2 separate regions of the Homo sapiens genome follow, and region 2 is linked to region 1. Evidence: chromatin loops called from intact Hi-C (ENCODE). Cell type or tissue: Caco-2. All regions are shown on one strand. Each heading gives the region's core, and the rest is flanking DNA. Links, peaks and the distances in the headings are about the cores only.

Region 1 (2,915 bases), core at 207-2,706:
GAGTTCAACAACCATATGTGGCAAGTTGAGCTGAAGATGCCTGTGCCGTCAGACCTGCCAAAGGGTACTGGGAAAACCTTGATTCTACCTGAGTGCATGTAAGGAAAGTCACTACTCTATGTAAATCAGAGGATGAATGTATCATTGAAGACACTTTCTTCAGTGAATCATTCAAGAAAGGATTTCAGAGAAGATCAAGACCCATTTCAACAAGGTGAAGTTCTGCTTTGATATTTATCTGTTTCAAATTAGGTCTCTTCTCTCCACTTGGATTATAAAACCACAAAGGAGAGGACAAAGTGTATGCCACAAGATAAACATTGTCTAAGGAGAAATTAAATGGGACGCGTTGTTGAGGACAGAACAGAGGAAGGGGAAGAAACAGAACTTCTGTAGGGTACCTGGGGGCAACGGTGGCTGATGAAAGTTCTCACATGTGACCCTCGACAGTATCCCTGCTTCTCAGAGAGAGGGCAAGGAGAACTGAGGCAGAATGAAACCGGCCGCTCACCTTCACTGAATAGTACCTGATTGGGGCATGCACAGGCTGCTAGTTCCTCTGGAGTCTGACAGATCTGCATCATAACCTGACTGCTGCACACTATGTGACCTGGGGAGAGTGACCTCTCTAAAACGTCTGTGAAATGGAGATGATAATATAGTACCTACCCGATTGGGTTGTTAGGAGGAATAGCGCCTGGCACACGGGAAGTACTCAATGCATCCCCAATACATGCTAACTACTGTCATGATTTACACTCATATATCCATCTCCCCAGATAACCCATAAATACCTTAAAAGCAGACACCATGCCCTTACTTCCCCACAGTTCACAGAATCCATACTAGATGCTTTAAAAGTGTTGGTTGATTAATGGACACTGGAAGAGGAGACTGAGCTCCTTAGATTACATGTGACAGCATGTTCCAGTTCTCAAAGAAACTCCCTACAAGCCCTTTATTTGGGCAGAAAGCAGCAAATTCTTGCACCCTTAAAGTATATCAAAGTGTCCCCCACTTTCCCCATTTCATAGATCAAAGAAGAAATCTGTCAGGAACAAACGAGGGACCGCGAGAGCCAGGGAAATGGACAGGAGGGACAGGCTTCCCAGCCGAGGCCTGCAGCTCGGGCTCCTGCCAGGGCGGCTTTGCCCTCCCCGTGTGCAGCCTCCGCGTTCAGACTTGTGCAGCAGCTCCCATAAAACCCGCTCCGCCTTTTCCTCCTGGAGATCGTCCTTCCTTTGTCTTGCAGCTCAGTTCACGCCATAAAACCCCATGGCCAATCGTGCCTTTTCATTTGGAATGATCAAAGTGGTAGCTGTCTGATGTAGAAGCAAGCACCTTTTAAATAAATACATGTTTTTAATTCTGATTCAAAACACTACCTTGGGCTCACCTGTCCCCTAGTTTTCTGAACAAGGTATGCATTTCCCCGGTGCAGGCAGGAAAGGTCACGTGGTCGCGCCTTCGCAGCAGCAGGCCGCCGCCTATCCCGTCTGGGGAATCAGGTTACCTAGAATGTCGGGCCACTTCTCAGAGTCTGGGTAGAGGCCAGAAGGACTGGGTGCGGGGAGTGGAGGACTGTGGGGAGACTGGGTGAAGAAACCAGAAACCTGGGAGGAGGAAAACAGGTTTCCCTTTCTAGGGCGCCTGTGCTGCAGGCACATGTAGTTGGGGGCTGGAGGGGGGAGGGCGGGGTGAAATACCAGTTACTTTTGTTTGTCTTGAAACAAAGAAAGAAGAGGAGGGAGGTGCATTTTTTGCCTGCAAATATATGTGAAATGCACACCTGAAGTTGTACTGGGTGAGGACCTAAGTCATTGGCACCCACACCGTAGTGGGACAAATCAGAAGGGTCATTGTATAAGCAGTGGCTACTGAGAATGGCTGTATAATAGGCGTATTATAAAATGCACACCTGGCTCCTGCAACACTGGGGAGTGAAAAACTACTCTCAGAGAGCCATCGAGTGAGCAATAGGATGAAGGTCTTCCGTTGTGTCAGAACAAGGTTGTGCACAATATACAATTCCAGGCATTGTGCAAGTTCTTCACAGAGCCCCACGTATGCACAAGTGCGCCTGCCAACCATTTACCAACCACCAAGTCATCTCAGTATCCCCACGATTTTTTCTTAAGACAAAGGGGGAACAATTTGCACTCTGCCCTACAGAATTTGTGAAAAATCACACGCTAACAGGGAAGTTCCTCCATGGTTTGCTTCTGAGTTTACCGTGGACAGTCTGGACTAAGGCAAGGGAAGAGTTTACCCTTTTGGGAAGGCAGATAACTCTGCAGGGGAAATAGGGGATCTTCAAGATTAATCCTTAACTGGAAATGGAAGAAAAATCAGATAATATCTTTTCTGCCGTCCCCTGATACCTTCAGGAGTTCAAACGTTTTCCAAGCCCGCGGCACTTGGCAATTATAATTACACAGTAAAATACCTAAGGTTAATGAATAACCTCTAAAGGAAGTTACTTCACATAATGACAGCAATTTCTCTGAACTAAATGTTAATTAATAAGGCCTGTAATACTATGAGAAGGAAATGGTGGCAATTGGCAAATGGAACTCTGTTGCTTGGTAACAAAACCTGAGGTATGAACATTTTCTTTACCTGACGGGAAAGGGGTGGGTGGAAAGATTACAGTTCCAGCCTGAACAGTTTGAAATGCAGGCAGCTTTATGAAGCCCATGGCTGTCCTGCAGCACATAAAGTGGAAGCATATGTGGCAGATCATTTTGTTAGCAGAGAGAAGTTGGAGGGGGAATAATTCCCTAAGAATTACTTAGCAGCACAGTAAAGGAAATGGGGTGTAATCTGTAAAGAGACTGAGGGCAACTTAGTTCACATTACCTGGTACAAATCACTGCTCAACAAATAGAACATTTCAGCAAAATCCACCTAAGAGC
Region 2 (2,915 bases), core at 154-2,653, 68 kb after region 1:
GAGGTCAGGAGTTTGAGACCAGCCTGGCCAACATGGCGAAACCCCGTCTCTACTAAAAATACAAAAAATTAGCCAGGCGTGGTGGCAGGCGCCTGTAATCCCAGCTACTTCAAAGACTGAGGCAAGAGAATCACTTAAACCTGGGAGGCAGAGGTTGCAGTGAGCAGAGATTGAGCCATTGTACTCCAGCCTGGGCAACAAGAGCAAGACACCATCTCAAAAATAAATAAATAAATAAATAAATAATAAAATAATTAAAAAATAAAAAATAAATTAGCTGGGCGTGGTGGCACACGCCTTTAGTCCCAACTACTTGGGAGGCTGAGGCAGGTGGATTGCTTAAGCTGGGGAGATCAAGACTGCAATGAGCCATATTTGTACCACTGCATTCCAGCCTGGGCAACAGAGCAAGACCCTGTCCCCGAAAGCAAAACAAACAAACACAAAAACCAACCACAATAATAGACACTAGCATGATTAAGCAATAAATGCTTTTTGCAGGAAAGTAGACTTGCTATGCCACTTACTAGCTGTGACTTAGACCAAACCCCTTCACCTCTCTGAGCCCTTGTGGTGGCCTCTTCTGTCAGCTGAATCTAATAACACTTGTGCTGTTTACTCATGGGCTATTGCGCAAGTCAAATGAGAAGACCTATGTGAAGGTGCACTGTAAGTTGCAAACCCCTAAATGAAAAAGATCCTGTGTAAGTCATTCCCTTACCAACCAAGCTTGCTTTGGTCGATTGGAAATTTTACAGGGCCACAGGATAAAATGTATTAGGAAGAACTGGTGTACAATCGTGATTATCGATTAACTTGTATTCAATCGTAATGCCTTAAACCAACTCATTTTGAAAACCTCTAAATACAAATAAATCAAGGCAAAACCAATCAGCATTTTTGTCAAAAAGAAAAAAAAAGATTGGCAGGAAACAAAAGCTATACCAAATATAAGAAGTTGCACATGCCTTCTTAATCTCCTACTGGGAGCAGGAAGTGAGTGAATGAAGGTTCATACTCCTGAGCACCCAGTTTCCCCAGCTATATGCACATCATAATATCCCTCAAAACTCCATTAGCTACTCCTCTGTTACAATTCCAGAATCACACAGCAGTTCCTATGCTCCTATATAGTAATTCAAAAATACAGACCTTTGGTCATTTCTCAGCCTTTTGGCTAAGATCAAGTGCAAAAATATACACATTTTACACACACACACACACAATTTAAGAACACATTGTAGAAATCGATCACAGCTATTACTCCTTTTTTTTTTTTTTTTGTTAACAATTCAATAGAATTACAAGAGGAAGAAGGAATGTCATTATGAACCTGGGTGTCTGAGAGGGCCAGAGAAGGACTGAGGGCAAACAGAAAGCTATGCTATCAGGAGGAATTTACACAGGTAGTCAGGTTTCTGAGTATGCAGAGGAAAGAAGTTTCAGTTGGATCACATTCAACAGGACATGAGCCCGGAAGGACTGCTTTAGTCTTATGATGTAAAAAGAAGTTATATAAGTTGAACAAATGCTCCTCTCTTTCAGGAATGTCTTACACAAGTTGCACAAACTGTCAGAAGCCTCAGGGAAATAGCCAGTGGTAAAAATGTTTGTCCAGCACTCAGCTGACAGGCACGCATTGCAAAAGTGTCCCTGGTATTTATTACCCTTGCCCTGCCCCCAACATATGCACACCACAGTACAGCAACGGGGCTGCAAGCGAACCACATCAAAGTGGAGCCTCACTCCCCTTTTGCCCTTCTGAGTTCCAGCCAGCCGATCAGGCCTGCTGTGCGGAGGTGAGCCTTTGAGAGGTCTTCCTCGTTCCTCCCTAGGCTAGACCTGTTCTAAACACAAACAGAGGGCTCCATCTCCACCACGGTTCATCTGATAAAAGTCACATTGTTCAAAGCCACACTCAGAAAAGCATTATAAATTGTACTACAGGAATAGCTCCTCATCAGCAGAAAGATAGCTTAAATAACCTAATAATTCCTATCTCTAATGCTGTGATTCTTTAGAACTGTTCAAGGGAAGAAATTCCCATTGGGCTGAAAAGATGGAAGGCATGGAGAAAAAAATAATAAAACATCTTTTCAAATCATTGGACCTTGTATATTTGCCCCCACCCTAAAAATTGGATCTTCGTTTACAGAAAATGACTATGGAGCATGCCACAAGTGAAATCCAAATTACCCTTTCCAGCTTGCTTTGGTGTGATAAAACGCATTCCAATTTTTTGTGTTGTAAAAGTCCAGAAAGATTACCACATTTCCCTCACAAGTGTCATCCAGGATATATTTGCACAAGTGTTATTTAAAGGTTGAGTTGATTGGATTAATGGAGCAGGCACCTCCACCATAAATGGAGGGCTTGTTAATCTAATCCTTACCTCCTCCTTCAAAAAGGCTACTGTTTCTGTCTTGTGTGTCTGAGAGAATGGTCCACATGAAGAGAATACCAACAGTAATAACAACCTGTACCGAGCGCTCCCTATGTGCAGACGCCACTTTATGCATCCTGCATTGATCAAATCCTTTACTCCTCACAGCAGCCTCAGAGGCCGGGCTGTTGTTGGCCCCATGCTTCCTTCCTGTGCACGTCTCACAGCTGGTGACACACGGTTTTTCCCTCATGCAGTGTTCTCTCTGTGGCCTGGCATCTGTGGCCATTGTTCACAAGGACGTCAGCCACCACTTCTTCACGTCACAGGATGTAATGTCTCTGCTTCTAAACCACAAGGTTTCCCCACTTTTCTATTTTTGTAAGTCAGTACAGATGCTGCCTTTCTGGGAGTTGTTTTTCTGGGAATTTGGACCTTCTTTTTTCCTAGGCTGTACTCACATACTGTTGTCATTCATCTTCCAGCCACATCTAGTATCTAGTGCAGCTGGATGAATGAGTTTTCCAACTAG

The links. Peaks named below come from ENCODE experiments on the same cell type or tissue, not always from the same donor. Only the 100,000 strongest peaks of a DNase experiment are listed, where the experiment ranks them.
Region 2: a loop joins it to region 1, with 6 times the contacts of the local background. A loop is called at or near these places in 5 of 110 quality-filtered maps.

Annotation. Positions count from the first base shown.
Region 1 is chr4:123,545,930-123,548,844 of GRCh38, reverse strand. LOC105377405 (a long non-coding RNA gene) reads left to right here and starts at 2,329. Exons shown (of 4, transcript XR_939171.3): 1 at 2,329-2,600. RefSeq lists an enhancer at 624-1,207. In Caco-2, for the core only: no CTCF peak of the experiment used is centred there; DNase peaks (open chromatin) are centred at 1,204, 1,554 and 2,414; H3K4me3 peaks cover 2,220 bases.
Region 2 is chr4:123,477,763-123,480,677 of GRCh38, reverse strand. No RefSeq gene overlaps it. Among named protein-coding and RNA genes, the nearest start is that of TRC-GCA2-1, 30 kb to the left of the region's middle. In Caco-2, for the core only: no CTCF peak of the experiment used is centred there; DNase peaks (open chromatin) are centred at 587 and 1,707.